2 separate regions of the Mus musculus genome follow, and region 1 is linked to region 2. The links are chromatin loops, found by intact Hi-C in ENCODE. Cell type or tissue: heart. All regions are shown on one strand.

Region 1 (8,000 bases), 150 kb before region 2:
CTCTTACTTAGGAGCTTTCATTCTGAGGCTCCATGGATGCCTAGAACCACTGGCTAATTCTGAGCTCTCATCATGTACATTTTCCTATACATACATACACACATACATGTATATATACTTATGATAAGGTTTTACTTATTTATTATTATTATTATTATTATTATTATTATTATTATTATTATTATTATTATTTGGTATTTCAAGACAGAGTTTTCTCTGTATAGCCCTGGCTGTCCTGGAACTCACTCTGTAGACCAGGCTGGCCTCGAACTCAGAAATCCTCCTGCCTCTGCCTCCCAAGTGCTGGGATTAAAGGTGTGGGCCACCATTGCCCAGCTGATAAAGTTTTACTTAACACATAAGAGATCAATAATAAGTAGAAACAAAATGAAACAGTTATAAAATAAACTATTGAAATTGCCAGCTTCATTAGTCTTGAGTCTTGGGGCATTACTAAGTAAAACAGGCAAACAGTGTGGTAGTCCAGGAGTTGATCTGGCAGTCAAGACTACTAGGCACCTAAGGCAGGAAGTCTATACTGTGTGGAGATGCTGGGTAAAGGATGGTTCACATTGGCGCAGGGCACAGGAGGGTAGCAGGGCATTTCATCATGCCACTCAGAGGTACACATTCAGGTACAGATTCAAAACTAATACAATGTTTCCTCCTGGAGTTTCCCACTTGATGCTTTCAGACCAGAGTTGTGAGGGTTAGCATTCACTATCTTAGAATCACCTGGGAGTTGGACCTTTTGGGCATACTGTGGGGAACTTTCCTGATGGTATTAACTGAGGGAGGAAGACCCATCCTAGGTGTGGGTGGAGCCATTCTCTGGATGTGAGACCTTGGACTATAAGATAAGAAAGTAGCCTCAGCAGCAGCATTCGCTCATCTCATTGTTTCTCGGCTGATGCAGCATGGCCGGTGGCTTCGAGCCGCCTCTGCCTTCCCTTCTCCCAAGAGGCTGTTCTGTGATCTGTGAGAGAAATAAACTTCTAGTTAGGATATATTATCGCCTTAAAACAAATAGAAACTAACCCAAGAGTTGATCGGAGGTAACTAAAGAAGACCACAGAAGGTAATGCCACAGGAGGTAGAGGACCCTCTGCATAAGAGCCACCAGGAAACTGAATGTTAAGGGCAAGTCCCCTTGGTACTGTTCTGGAAAGTTCTGGAGCATCTGTATTTATTTTTGAATAGAAAGTGAGACTTCTTGAAAATGGTCTCTGACTGGCTGTGCATCAACAGGGAGAAGAGAGTTAAGTATTAGTTGAGAAGAAAAATAAACAAACAAATAAAAACCAAAAAAACCCAATTCACACAAAACATCCTTTTCCCCTGTGGTTGGTCTGTCAGCGGCCCTGGCTTCTCAGGCCGCTTCAGATCCTGCTGTCCCCCTGGGCCATGGTGGTGCAGAAACCAGTGCCTAAGGTGAAGAGGTACATGGGGGTGCCCCTTTCCCCCTGGACACAGAGCTCTTTCTGTCCCAGTGTTCAGTCCTCTGCCCTTAAGGGAGCACTTTCATCCTGGGAAGCTTCATGGGAAAGCATTTTTGTTCCTTCCTGTAGATAGGACAACTCACTCCTGGGGGTCAGGGGTCACGGGCTCGCCTGAGGCCTCCACAAAATGATAGGTGGAAGGATAGAGGGAAGGATATTATTTTTACCTTTAACCAAAACTTCATTAGCGTGTGTAATTGTTCTAAATAATAGGCTTCATTATATTTTCATTTGGAGAAGTGTGTAATGTGTGCTTTCATCATATTTACCTCCCTCAACTCCCAGCTGATGGCCGCCCTCTTCTTCTCTACACAGGACTGTTGGTTTTGTTTTTTTTTTTTTTTTTTTTTTTTTTGTTTTTGGAGACAGAGTCTCTCTGTATAGTCATGGTTGCCCTGGAACTCACTCTGTAGACCAGGCTGGCCTTGAACTCAGAAATCCGCCTGCCTCTGCCTCCCAAGTGCTGGGATTAAAGGCATGTGCCACCACTGCCTGGCTTCTTGTTGGTTCTTGAATACACCAAGAAAAGCAACTTTTGCGGGAGAAGCAGCACTCATTTTACCTTTACCTGTTTAAACTCTTTAAGCTGTAATCTCACATGCTCACATTTTCCAACCTGACCTTCTAAAACACCGCTCTGAACATTTTCAATGGTGTGCAGTGGCTGAGGCAGAGAGATGAAATGTTCCCTTGTGAGTGTTGGAGAAAGTGGAGCCAGCTTTGTTTTTCCATCAGAGAGCGGACAATGGGGAGCAGGGAATTAGTGGTTCTGAGGTCTGAAGGCATTTCCTGAGATTGATCCACCAACAGGAGACTCTGCTATGTTTTGCCAACCAAGAGCGTGAGAAGTTTTCAGCTGCAAGGCAAGTCAAAGCTGAAAAACATGAGTGTTCCTTGTGTCAGGCGGGTTGGTATTACCTGGGGGTGGGGGTGGGGACTCTGAAGGCTTAGCCAGTGGTGGTGCTTAAAACAGCAGGCACCCAGCAGCCGAAGAGTGACCACAGACAGCAAGTCTTCTGTGTGCCAAGACCATCTCTAAGAAGGAAGGTTGCCAAGGACCAGCTCACTCAGAGGCAACGTCAGGAAGGATGTGCTAGGCTTGGTTAGGATGCAGAGCTGGAGGAAAGCTCTGTGTGGACCCTAAATTTTCACTGAAAAGCTGGGCGTTCATGAGTGCACACACTAGCTCTGTACACCTGGACTATTTATTTATACTTTCTCTGCTTGTGTTTTGTGACTTTCCCTCTTGGTGGTAAAACACCCATAACATAAAACTGACCACGAATTACATGCGATAAGTCCAACCTCTGTTTGGTTTTGGAACCCTCTTTTCATCCCTAACGAGACCCTGTACTCATTATACAACAACAACTTCTTCTTCAGCCTGTGGTAAGCATGGGTCTGCATTGCGTCCCCATGGGTTTGGCGATCCTGGATAGTTCCTATAAATGTAGTAACCCAGTGGATGGTGTTTTGTGGACAGCTTCTTTCCCCCATGCATAATGATTTTGAAATCGAGTCCTGCTGTTTGGTCTGGCCTCTCTTTCATATTCTTGAAACATTACTACGCAAAAGGCATTGTGGGGCAGGGCTGAAAGAGGACAAGGCCTCACAACACTCAAGTAGGGAAGTGTGAATCCCGCTAGTTCTGGAATTAGACAGTGGCACGTGACACCATTCAGAGCCAGAAAGGTGTATGGTATGTCTGTGTAGGTGTGGGTGGCCAGAGTGCCCGACTCAAAAGGCCTGCGGAGGGGAGGAGAGATGCCAGTAAGATGAATACCTTTCTGAAAACTCTGGGCTTGGTGAGGAGGAGCCCCTTAAGGTGTAGCGTGGGGCAGTGATGTGCTGTGGTGCACTCTATGGGAGGCACTCCAGTGGCTTCCTGAACATAGGGCCTGGAGCCGTGGGTGGATATTAGGAGCCATTCAGGAGGGTGCTGTAATAACATGGGTGTTTGCAGTGGGAATAGTGCTTCATCCTGTGTGGGGCTGGCTGTGTGCTGAGACAGGTAGTGATAAAAGGACGTTTAATAGCACACCAAAGGAAAGCACCTAAGGCCGTGTACGTTGTCTTTTCAGAAGAGCCCAGCTAACACTTCCGTTTCCTCATGCCTCCCTGTGCTGAAAACCAATCGTTCAGTCTGCAAAGATGGCTCAGCGGGTAAATGAGTTTGCTTCACTAACCGGGTGACATAAGTTCAAATCCTTGTAACTCTTGTTGAAAGCCAGACTCAGTTAATGCTGAGTAGCTGTAATTACAGCATGCCTCTTCGGCGTTATAGGACACCAGAGAAGAAAATTCTACCATCTTAAAAAGGTGGAAAGTCACTGACTGACAACCAGAGGTTGTCCTCTGCCTCCTACAAATGCACTGTGCCATGTGCACACATCTGGATTTCACATCATACATGCACACACATATGTACACAAATAACCACCCAGGATTTTCAGTACAGTTCTTTGTGGATGAGGTACTGAGAGGTTGAAGGATTGCCCATGAAGACAAAGCAGCAAGGGCTGAGGTTCGAGCCTAGATCCTCTGCCTTCTGCTCCTCTGGGCCACCTGCTCCTGCTCCCCATTGGGTCCTGTGCGTTTGAGCCCTGTGTGCTTCCTTGCTGGTGGGCGACGGCTTCCTGTTCCTTATTTCACTACAGAGGAGCAGCATTCGTCCTGCGGTTTGTCTTCCCAACTGTTTGTTCAGACAAGCTGAGCAGAGTTGGGGGTGTCGGTGCCTTTTAGACAGGGCTCTAGTCATCTTACCTGAGTGTTAACTAAGAGTTAACCAGTTGTATTTTCCCACCTCAGCCAGTGTATTGAACTGTGTGGCACAGGGAGCAGGAGTTGGAGGAAGAGGAGGAGGCCTTCAGCCTGAGCAGGGAACAAAGCTGGGACTTTGCTCTCTCCTCCTCGGGACTGAATGGAGTTCCTGCTGGTTTTGTGTGCACAGCCTCAGGGGGATTGTGCTGGCTACATTCCCAGGACTTGCATTCTCTCCCAGAAGCCAGAGGTGTGTGGCATTAGTCCAGATGACCATGTGAGCAGCTGCCTCCTTTATCTGAAGTCGCTGATCTGTACAAAGGAACAGCTTCTCGTATCTGAGAAGTCAGTGACCCGTGTGAGGGGCCAGCTAATCCTTCAATTAGTTCATGTTCATACAAGATAAACAAGGAGGGTGAGGGAGGGCCGACCGTTTCCAGAGGGTGGTCAAGTCCCAAGTCCCTGAGATAATTTGCTTTTTAAAAACCAAAATCCTTCTGCCCTTGACCCTTTGAAACCCCAGAGCCTGGCTAAATGAGGTACTCTTACTACAAAGTTAAGTGTGTATACCCATATACACACACACACAGGCACAGGCAATATGCACACACACATGCACACCCCTCCACACAGCCTTAAAAAACATTCATTTGTACAATCAGCTGCCTAAATCTTCCCTAGCATCTACTATGTTTTCTAGAGTCAGAAAAGCCCTGGTTCACGTTCTATGGAACAGTGTTCTTGTTCCATGAAGATCACCTGCTTACATGTTTGGAGGTCCTGCAACTTCCAAAGGTGTTGCATGGAATACAAAAGGAAGACAGAGTTTCAAGATCTACAGCAACCTCTGGGCAACGTTATCTAACTAAGGATACTGTTCATAGTGTCAACCAAACTGTGGGGGACACAGCTGTGAGTAGAATAATGCTTGCAGGGACCCTAGTGGAGAGACTCAGAAAGCTCTGTCAAAGCACAGAGAGAACGGCATGTCTGGGGTAAGCTACAGGCACAGGACCCTGAGGAGACAGGAAACAAGTTCAGGCATACTGTAAACTCAGCCCAGCATCGCTGTAAGCTCAGCCCAGGCATCACTGTAAACTCAGCCCAGCATCGCTGTAAGCTCAGCCCAGGCATCACTGTAAACTCAGCCCAGCATCGCTGTAAGCTCAGCCCAGGCATCACTGTAAACTCAGCCCAGCATCGCTGTAAGCTCAGCCCAGGCATCGCTGTAAACTCAGCCCAGGCATCACTGTAAACTCAGCCCAGCATCGCTGTAAGCTCAGCCCAGGCATCGCTGTAAACTCAGCCCAGGCATCGCTGTAAACTCAGCCCAGCATCGCTGTAAACTCAGCCCAGCATCGCTGTAAGCTCAGCCCAGGCATCGCTGTAAACTCAGCCCAGGCATCGCTGTAAACTCAGCCCAGGCATCACTGTAAACTCAGCCCAGCATCGCTGTAAGCTCAGCCCAGGCATCATCACTGTAAACTCAGCCCAGCATCGCTGTAAGCTCAGCCCAGGCATCGCTGTAAACTCAGCCCAGCATCGCTGTAAGCTCAGCCCAGGCATCACTGTAAACTCAGCCCAGCATCGCTGTAAGCTCAGCCCAGGCATCGCTGTAAACTCAGCCCAGCATCGCTGTAAACTCAGCCCAGCATCGCTGTAAGCTCAGCCCAGGCATCGCTGTAAACTCAGCCCAGCATCGCTGTAAGCTCAGCCCAGGCATCGCTGTAAACTCAGCCCAGCATCGCTGTAAGCTCAGCCCAGGCATCACTGTAAACTCAGCCCAGCATCGCTGTAAGCTCAGCCCAGGCATCACTGTAAACTCAGCCCAGCATCGCTGTAAGCTCAGCCCAGCATCGCTGTAAGCTCAGCCCAGGCATCACTGTAAACTCAGCCCAGCATCGCTGTAAGCTCAGCCCAGGCATCACTGTAAGCTCAGCCCAGCATCGCTGTAAGCTCAGCCCAGCATCGCTGTAAGCTCAGCCCAGGCATCACTGTAAACTCAGCCCAGCATCACTGTAAACTCAGCCCAGCATCGCTGTAAACTCAGCCCAGGCATCACTGTAAACTCAGCCCAGCATCGCTGTAAGCTCAGCCCAGGCATCACTGTAAACTCAGCCCAGCATCGCTGTAAACTCAGCCCAGCATCGCTGTAAACTCAGCCCAGCATCGCTGTAAACTCAGCCCAGCATCGCTGTAAACTCAGCCCAGGCATCACTGTAAACTCAGCCCAGCATCGCTGTAAGCTCAGCCCAGGCATCACTGTAAACTCAGCCCAGCATCGCTGTAAACTCAGCCCAGCATCGCTGTAAACTCAGCCCAGCATCGCTGTAAACTCAGCCCAGGCATCACTGTAAACTCAGCCCAGGCATCACTGTAAACTCAGCCCAGCATCGCTGTAAACTCAGCCCAGCATCGCTGTAAACTCAGCCCAGCATCGCTGTAAGCTCAGCCCAGCATCGCTGTAAACTCAGCCCAGCATCGCTGTAAACTCAGCCCAGCATCGCTGTAAGCTCAGCCCAGGCATCGCTGTAAACTCAGCCCAGCATCGCTGTAAACTCAGCCCAGCATCGCTGTAAGCTCAGCCCAGGCATCGCTGTAAACTCAGCCCAGCATCGCTGTAAACTCAGCCCAGGCATCACTGTAAACTCAGCCCAGCATCGCTGTAAGCTCAGCCCAGGCATCACTGTAAACTCAGCCCAGCATCGCTGTAAGCTCAGCCCAGGCATCACTGTAAACTCAGCCCAGCATCGCTGTAAACTCAGCCCAGCATCGCTGTAAGCTCAGCCCAGGCATCGCTGTAAACTCAGCCCAGCATCGCTGTAAGCTCAGCCCAGGCATCACTGTAAACTCAGCCCAGCATCGCTGTAAGCTCAGCCCAGCATCGCTGTAAACTCAGCCCAGCATCGCTGTAAGCTCAGCCCAGGCATCACTGTAAACTCAGCCCAGGCATCGCTGTAAACTCAGCCCAGCATCGCTGTAAACTCAGCCCAGGCATCACTGTAAACTCAGCCCAGCATCGCTGTAAGCTCAGCCCAGGCATCACTGTAAACTCAGCCCAGGCATCGCTGTAAACTCAGCCCAGCATCGCTGTAAACTCAGCCCAGCATCGCTGTAAGCTCAGCCCAGGCATCACTGTAAACTCAGCCCAGCATCGCTGTAAGCTCAGCCCAGGCATCGCTGTAAACTCAGCCCAGCATCGCTGTAAGCTCAGCCCAGGCATCGCTGTAAACTCAGCCCAGCATCGCTGTAAGCTCAGCCCAGGCATCACTGTAAACTCAGCCCAGCATCGCTGTAAGCTCAGCCCAGGCATCACTGTAAACTCAGCCCAGCATCGCTGTAAGCTCAGCCCAGGCATCACTGTAAACTCAGCCCAGCATCGCTGTAAGCTCAGCCCAGGCATCACTGTAAACTCAGCCCAGCATCGCTGTAAGCTCAGCCCAGGAGAGCCTTAACTTGGGTTTTCTTTATTTTGTGTGCACACGCCATGTGTCACACGTAGAGCTCAGCAGACAATGTGCAGGAGTCAGTCTCTGCTTCTACCACGTGGGATCCAGGACTGGACTTGGGTTGTCCAGCTCGAAGGCAGGTGCCTTTACCCACTGAGACATCTCACTGCCCCTAGCTGTGATTTTAAGTCAGTGTGCGGGACTGTGCCCTTCACTTAGATTCAACTGGATTTCCTCTTCTGTATTTCTTTGGTTTTGTTTCTGGCTGTTTGAAATAAATTCTCAGGGTGTA
Region 2 (8,000 bases):
TTTCCTTGACTTCAGGTCACTTTAACAGACAACCATTGAGTGTGCAGAGTCCAGGGGATTAGGGAGTGAGTGAAGCAGAGGCGCCATCCCATCCTGATGGCATGGGCTTGAAAGTCAAGCTAATGGTTGAGGAGCGTGCATGGCGCAGGGCACACAGGCGCTTCTGCACACCCCAGCACTTGTGGGTCAGTGTAAGGGAGTGTGCACCGTGTACACACACACAGGTGCTTCTGCACGTCTCAGCATATGTTTTAGGTATTGAGTGTGTAATTAGACAGTTTTTATCATTTTTGCATTTCAAGATTGTATCCTAATAAAGATTTATTTTAGTTTTTTTATATAGTTCTCTTTTTTTCTTATTATAGTTGGTGGGCCAGTTTATTGCTAGAGCTGTTGGAGATGGAATCTTATGTAATACCTATATCGATAGTTACAAAGGAACTGTAGATTGTGTACAGGCTCGGTAAGTAAATTCATGTCTGCTACTTAGAATTTCAAAATGAGAAATCCTACAACATTCTGTAACATGACATGGACATGAATCAGACATTGTGAGTGTGTATTTTTCCTTACGGGTTCTTCATTGATAAAAGATGTTGCCGTGGTGCAGCAGGAAGACAGCAGTAATAAAAATGCAGAAGTTCTGAGTTAAACGATGCGGCTCCCTCTTTAAGTTTCCCTCTCAGGGCCTCAGTTTCCCTACTTGTAAAATGAAAGCATTGACTGTGAGTGTCCATGCTACCTTCTGGGTCGGACAGTTGTTTGGTTTAATGATTAGAAGCCAGACTTGCTGCTTGGCTTTTCTAACCTCCTGGAGGCTGACTTAGCCAGCCAGACCTCAGGCTTCCCCAGGTACAGGTACTCAACCCCAGGGGTCTTGGAGGAAGATAAAAGTTGTATATGAATTTATGTTCCTTCCTGGCTACATGACCATTAGTTTGCAATGTATTTTGACGAGAAGTGGTTGTGAAAGAATATGAGAATGTTCAATATTTTAAAAAATACCTAATTTTTATTTGAAGAATTATTTTCTAAAACTACATATTTTTTTGTTACATTAAAGTTGCCAATACATACACAGTTTTGTAAACTTTACTGCTAATGTGGTAAACATCAGGCATGTGCATGTATTATAATGACTTTTCTCTTTTCTGTCTTGGATAGAGCTGCTCTGGATAAGGCTACTGTGCTCCTGAGTATGTCCAAAGGCGGGAAGCGGAAAGACAGTGTGTGGGGATCTGGAGGCGGGCAACAGCCTGTCAATCACCTTGTTAAAGAGGTACTTACTGAGAGTGCTTACTGAGAGTGCTTACTGAGAGTGCTTATTACTGAGTGTGCTTACTGAGAGTGCTTACTGAGAGTGCTTACTGAGTGCTTACTGAGTGTGCTTACTGAGAGTGCTTACTGAGAGTACTTACTGAGTGTGCTTACTGAGTGCTTACTGAGAGTGCTTACTGAGTGCTTACTGAGTGTGCTTACTGAGAGTGCTTACTGAGAGTGCTTACTGAGTGTACTTACTGAGAGTGCTTACTGAGAGTGCTTACTGAGAGTTGTTTGCAAGAGAAAACAACAGAGCTACTACTAGATGGTATTTTTGTGGGTAGGAATTTAATGTGGTCATATGTTTGCAAGTAAAAATCTGAATAATTTATGAATTAGAAAAATTAGGTAATTGTTGCTGTTTATCTTGTTTTTGTGACTCAATGGTGTGACTGTTAGATCTCTCATGAATATAAGAAGTCTTGTCTGGAACGTATAAGAAATGAGTGATTATAAAAAGTCTGTGTGTGAACTCTAATGCCTGAAATCTTTTTTATAGTAGTATTTCGTCTTAAAATGCTGCTGAAGGGAGATTATTTGTAATTATTCAATAAACGTTATTTATATGAGCAGTTTGAGTAATCTGAAATTATAAGCTAGGAATTATGAACACTAGAGTAGACCAGAGTGGCAGAGCTTCATAAGTGTGGGTGCTCATGCTATTTGCTAGAAGAAAGTAAAGTGATTGAGTCACGTCATAAAAGTGCAAGGTTTGCTTCCTGTGGGTTCTCTCTGTTCTGTAACAATGGGAACTGTAGGGTCTAACTGCACATCTCGAGACTGCAGACAGCGCCGTGGGCTATGTGCTGGCTTAGTGCTTTCCTTCTCGTTGTGTGTGTGTGTGTGTGTGTGTGTGTGTGTGTGTGTGTGTGCTTGTCCAGAGGTCAACCTCAAGTCTTATTTCTTAGAAATGCCACTTTGGCCGGGTGGTGGTGGCGCACGCCTTTAATCCCAGCACTCGGGAGGCAGAGGCAGGCGGATTTCTGAGTTCGAGGCCATCCTGGTCTACAGAGTGAGTTCCAGGACAGCCAGAGCTACGCAGAGAAATCCTGTCTCGAAAAACCAAAAAAAAAAAAAAGAAATGTCACTTTGTTTTTTGAGACAGTCTTTCACTGAGACCTACCCTATGAGCTAGGGTGGCTAGACAGTGAGCCTCTAATTCCTGAGATTATAAGCAGACCAAACCCAGGTTTTTACCTGGGTTACAAAAATCAAACTAAGGTCATTAAGCTTGTATAACAAGCACTTAATTGACTGAGCTGTCTCCTCAGTCTCATTCATATGTGTGTGTGTGCACGCGTGCGCGCGTGTGCATGCGTTTGTGTGTGTGTGTGTGTGTGTGTGTGTGTGCTCGCGCGTGTCCGTGCGTTAAGCAGTTCAGATGGGTAAAGAAATTAACATTTTTGCTTTTACCTATGTTAGAATAGATAGGTTATGACTGATTTATGAAGTTGGAAACTTTAAAAAAATTCAAAATAAAAGATTTTATTTTTTAAAAGATTTAAAAAAAACAAAAAATTTGAAGAATTATAAGAAAAAAATATGAGTTTGTTAATATGCTAGGGATATTAGGCAAGGAAGTGCAATAAAGGACATCCTGACTGGAAAGGAAGATGCAGAGGTAGCTCTGTTCTCAGTCAAAGTGGCGCGTAGATTAGAGGATCCGGGTAAGTCTGAAAAAGAACTCCAAAACCCAAACCACACTATAGATCAGTACGTGAAAATCAGCTCTCCGTATTTTAGGACTCAATGAATAGACAGAAATGAAAATCGTAATAGCATAAAAATAGAGTATGATGAAAATAAAGGAAATTCAACGCATATACTAAAATGAGATGCCACATTTATGGAGTATTAGACAATATTATTAATATGGTAATACTCTCTGAAGGTGATATTTTGAGGAATTAAACTCTTAAGAGTATGTGAATTATCTTTCAATAAAAAGAGACTGGAAATAAAGCCAATAATCTATGACATTGTTGTGTATTCTCATTTCGATAGAAGCAAGGGTCAAGGGAAGTGTTCATGTGGGTTTGTATTTTATTATTTGGAAAAATGCACTGAATCTGACAGGTAATGTTAGTTTCACTTTTTAAAAAATAAGTGATTTTTAAAGATACGTGTATACGTATGTGTCCTGCCGGTTTGTGCAGCATGTCTGTTGAGGCCAGAAGTGGGGCGTGGATTCCTTGGAGCTAAAGTTAGGGGCAGTTGTGAGCCACTGTGTGGGTGCTGGGAACTGAACCCAGGTCCTCTACAAGAGCTGCAGGTTCTGTTAACCACTGAGCTGCCTCTTCAGCCCCATGTTTCACTTTTTCAGTGGCACAACAAATATCATTTAAATAACAAATATACTGTAGTTTTAGTAAAAAATACTTCAAATATTAAATATGTGTTATATTAAAAAGGCATACATTTGCACTAGCTGTCCTTTGTGTGTGCTTAGTGAGTGTGTATGTGTGGTATGTGGTTCCCCCAGCATGGGGTGTGTGTTTTTGTGCCTGTGTCTCCCCACCACTCTCCACCGTGTTGTGTTGACACAGGGACTCTCTCTGAACTAGAAGCTGGCTATGTATTTATTTATTTATTTATTTATTTATTTATTTATTGTCTTAACTTAGTAGCTTAGTGAGCTTTTGGGATCTACTTGTCTCTGTCAGCAGTGCTAGGGTTGTTTATCACAGCCGTGCCTGGCTGGCTTCATGTGAGAGGTGAGCTTTGAACTTGGGTCTTCTTGCTTGCAGTGCAGCTACTCTCATCACTGAGCCATTCCCTCAGCCTCAAATACAGACTTAAAAACAAACAGAAAACCAAAAGAAAACACATCTCTAATTAGAATATAGCTTAGTGGTAAAATTTTACTTTACCTTTTATGAAGATATTATAGAAGTTGAAGTAGAGGATATTTAGATAAAATAATTTTATTCATCCAGCCAAAATTCACTTATTGCCACTTGATACAAATACCCTTTTCTCAGAAAATATATAAGGAAGATTATTTATAGTTGAAGTTCTTTTGCTGAGAAAACATTGAGCATTTTTTCCTAGAGCCATAAATGAGCATGCAAGCTTTAGTCGGAGGTGAAGAATTGTGTCTCTTGTTCAATTGCTGAGTGTTTTTATTTTTTTCAAATTATTGTTTTCATGTGTTTGGGTGGGTGTTTTGCCTGCATCTAAGTTTGTGTGCTACATGTGTGCAGTGCTCGCAGAGTCCTGAAGAGGGCACCAGATCTTATAGATAGTAGTCAGCCACCATGTGGTCTGGGACCTGAGCCTTGGTCCTTCAGTGTACTTTTAAGCACTGAACCATCTCTTCTTTCCCACTGAACATCTCTAGATTCTGAGTTACAAAGCCTCAGTTTTAGAGGGAAGAGAACTGTAAAGATTCTTGCCCTTGTAGTAACACTCCATTATCTCTTATTTTTGGGCTTCCATTGCATTAAGAACATCTTGATGTTTTGTGGCTTTCTAAAAGTGATGAGACTTTAAGTTAGTGCCCTCTAGTGGCATTAAAAAATTGTCCGCTCTTCTTAAAGATTTAATCATGTGTATGTGTGTAGGTATGTGTATATGAGTTAAGGTGCCCCTGGAGGACCGAACTGCAAGATCCCACGAGCTGGAGTTACAGGTGGTTGTGAGCCATGGAAAATGGGTGCTGGGAGCTGACCTCAGGTTCTCTGCTGAGCAGTGCATGCTCTTAACTGCTGAGCCAACTCTCCAGCCTCTATGTCCCTTGTTTTTGATAGGCTACATTGGAGTCTTAAGAGTCACAAGCAAGGTCATTCATATTATAAAACCTACTTGGAGATACTAGAGATTCCTTGGAAAACCAAGTGCTGTTGTTTATTACTTCATACCTGAACCGTTTGAAGCCCGGGTGTTTAATTTGAATTGTGAGAGAGTTCTTTTATGCCACCACTCTGCCAAATCCCTATGCTCAATATTGGTGTGAATGTTAATATATCATTTAGAAAAGTACACATCTTTTAAAAATGAGGAATTCTAACATTTCAACTTTTAAATCTAATAGATTGATATGCTGCTTAAAGAGTATTTACTCTCTGGAGATATATCTGAAGCTGAACACTGCCTTAAGGAACTGGAAGTACCTCATTTTCACCACGAGCTTGTATATGAAGTAAGGTTACTGTCTCACACCAAAGAGGATTTTCAAGTCCTCCTTTTACACCACAGTAATTGGTGTTTCTTTAATAATGTAAAGTTTTCCCCTTAAAAATATTAATTTATAAGTTTATATAATTGCTACATGTTAGAGGAGGGATTGGATACATTTTTAGGATCAGTTTCTCATAAGTTGATTACCAAAAATTTATTTACTCTTTTCTGTTCAAATTTTAGGCCATTGTAATGGTTTTAGAGTCAACTGGAGAAAGTGCATTCAAGATGATCTTAGATTTATTAAAATCCTTGTGGAAGTCTTCTACTATTACCATAGACCAAATGAAAAGAGTATGTATGACATTATTTTAAATACGTTTATAAAAGGTCTATGCCTCCTTTAGCTATATAAGAGTTGAGTAAGAGTTATTAATTATTAATGAAACTTTTCTTTTAGGGAATGTAATGTATAGTATTATGCCTACAGAGTTTTTTTTTTTCTTTAGCTCTTTATATTTTTGGAAAATAACAGTTTGGGTTTTTTTTTTTCCTTTTTAAAGAATGATTGTTCAGTTTGTGTGATGCAGTTTTTTTTTTATCTAGATGAAGCATTTAAATTGCATTTTTTTCTATTTAAAATTGTGGTTTTTGAAATGTTGGTGAAATTATCTTATATTTTTATACAAGATAGTTAAGTGTAGATGGGGAAGTCAGTAGTCAGGTAGCCTGACTTTTGCCTGGAGCTCTTTTGAGAATTTTTAAGTATACGTTATTTTCAAGGTTCAAATATGACTTGTTTTGCCAGGTTGCACTGTGACAATTTATGGTATATTGGTGGGTTGTTTCATGGCATACACTGTTACACAGGCTAACAAGTTATCTATGTAATGTTGTTCTAGGGCTATGAGAGAATTTACAATGAAATCCCAGACATTAATCTGGATGTCCCACACTCATACTCTGTTCTTGAGAGATTTGTGGAGGAATGTTTTCAGGCTGGAATAATTTCCAAACAACTCCGTGATCTTTGTCCATCAAGGTACTTTATTTAAATCATACTTTCTCATTGAAAAATACTGAACGAGATCCTTGGGGAGCTAAGATAGCTGTTTGTCATTCTGACTCTCAGAAAAATAGTGTCTTTCCTGACATGACTGGAGATGAAGACACTGTGTAGGCAGAGTTTGAATTCAGACTTTTTTAGACTTCAAGGTCTAATGGACTCTGATGTACTTGGTAGTGGCTTCAAACTACAGATGGGAGTGATTTTTTTTCAGAGCGAATTAATATTTGTACTTTTTGGATGTAATGTAAGAGTTGATAAGGGCTTTTCTCCATGAAATCAATAAGCTTGTAATAAGTTAAATATCTAGTTGGAGCCAAACCTACATTTTCTATACATTTTCAAGTTTGAAAAATGTAAGCAAAGTACTTTTGTTTTGCAAAGACTCTCAGAAAAACTATTTCTAGGTAGGCTTCCTTGCTTTAAAAAGTTTAGACACTAAGAGAAGATGATGGTAGAAAATGTGTAGACATGTCTGGAATGGAGTTGTTGGCAGCTGTTGTGGCATACAGCATCAGGGAAACCTCCACTCTGGCAGGGTCTCTCCTTTACTGCCTCAGCCTGCTCCTAATGGAGTCAGTCCCCAGCCTTTCTGTTCAAGAACCCAGTAAGCTTCTCTCAGTACTTTGTGGTTGCTTTTTAAGATTTTTTTTTAGGCTCGTGTTTGAAAGTCTGTATCTTTATTGGGGCTTTATGACTTTTTCTGAAGAGTCATTTGAATAGATCCTACAGTTGTGTAATACCAAAAACTTTGACTTTTAGTCTCTTACATTTTTACTTTTCTGTACTAAGTATACATGTATGTGTGATCTTGCATGTTTGTGCATGTTAGTGAGCAGAGAGAGACCAAGGGATCATCCTGAAACAGGTCTCTCTGCACTTCCTGGAGGTTGCTGGACAGTTGGAGACAGGTTTGAGTTTTCAGTGGTGGCACATGCCTTTAATCCCAGCATTTGGGAAGCAAAGTCAGGAGGGTTTCTGAGTTCGAGGCCAGACTGGTCTACAAATACACAGTGAGTCCAGGACAGCAGGGCTACACACAGAAATCTTGTCTTGAAAAAACAAACAAACAAACAAACAACAAAAAAAGGTTCCCCAATTGGGGCATATAGGCTAGAAGAAAGTAGATTCTTATTTGGTTGTCTGTACTCAAGATTTGGACTTTTCTAAGGCTGAGAAGTTAGTTATTAACCAGGTATTTGGCCATATTATTTGTTAACATTAATTTGCTTGTTATATGTGGGTTTGTGTGCTTATGTTATGGTACATATGTGGAGGTCAGAGCACAGCCTATGGGATCCATTCTTTACTTTGACCATGCGGGTCCCAGCATCGGTCATCTGCCTTGTTGGCAAGAGCACTTACCTGCTCTGAACCATCTTGGTGGCTGTTTTGAGAAGTTGTACAGTTCTATCTTTCCTAATTCTCACTGCTGTATCAAGTCTGTTTGGCTCACCTGCTTTCCAATAAGGTCAAAATAAATGTTAAAGTCTAT

The links. Hi-C counts contacts between places; a loop is a spot of excess contacts. Peaks named below come from ENCODE experiments on the same cell type or tissue, not always from the same donor. Only the 100,000 strongest peaks of a DNase experiment are listed, where the experiment ranks them.
Region 1: it touches region 2 in a loop (4-fold over the local background); 18 of 42 quality-filtered maps call a loop at or near these places.

The regions. Positions count from the first base shown.
Region 1 is chr19:53,769,975-53,777,974 of GRCm38, forward strand. All of the region lies in intron 1 of Rbm20 (RNA binding motif protein 20), which reads left to right. It overlaps Gm30890 (a long non-coding RNA gene), which reads right to left. Exons shown (of 2, transcript XR_877920.2): 2 at 391-976. Among named protein-coding and RNA genes, the nearest start is that of Gm30890, 13 kb to the right of the region's middle. In heart, no CTCF peak of the experiment used is centred here; a DNase peak (open chromatin) is centred at 4,477; H3K27ac peaks cover 2,734 bases.
Region 2 is chr19:53,920,853-53,928,852 of GRCm38, forward strand. It overlaps Pdcd4 (programmed cell death 4), which reads left to right. Exons shown (of 12, transcript NM_001168491.1): 7 at 366-463; 8 at 1,165-1,279; 9 at 5,354-5,461; 10 at 5,683-5,793; 11 at 6,342-6,481. Among named protein-coding and RNA genes, the nearest start is that of Bbip1, 20 kb to the right of the region's middle. In heart, a CTCF peak has its summit at 4,824 (motif pointing left); no DNase peak of the experiment used is centred here.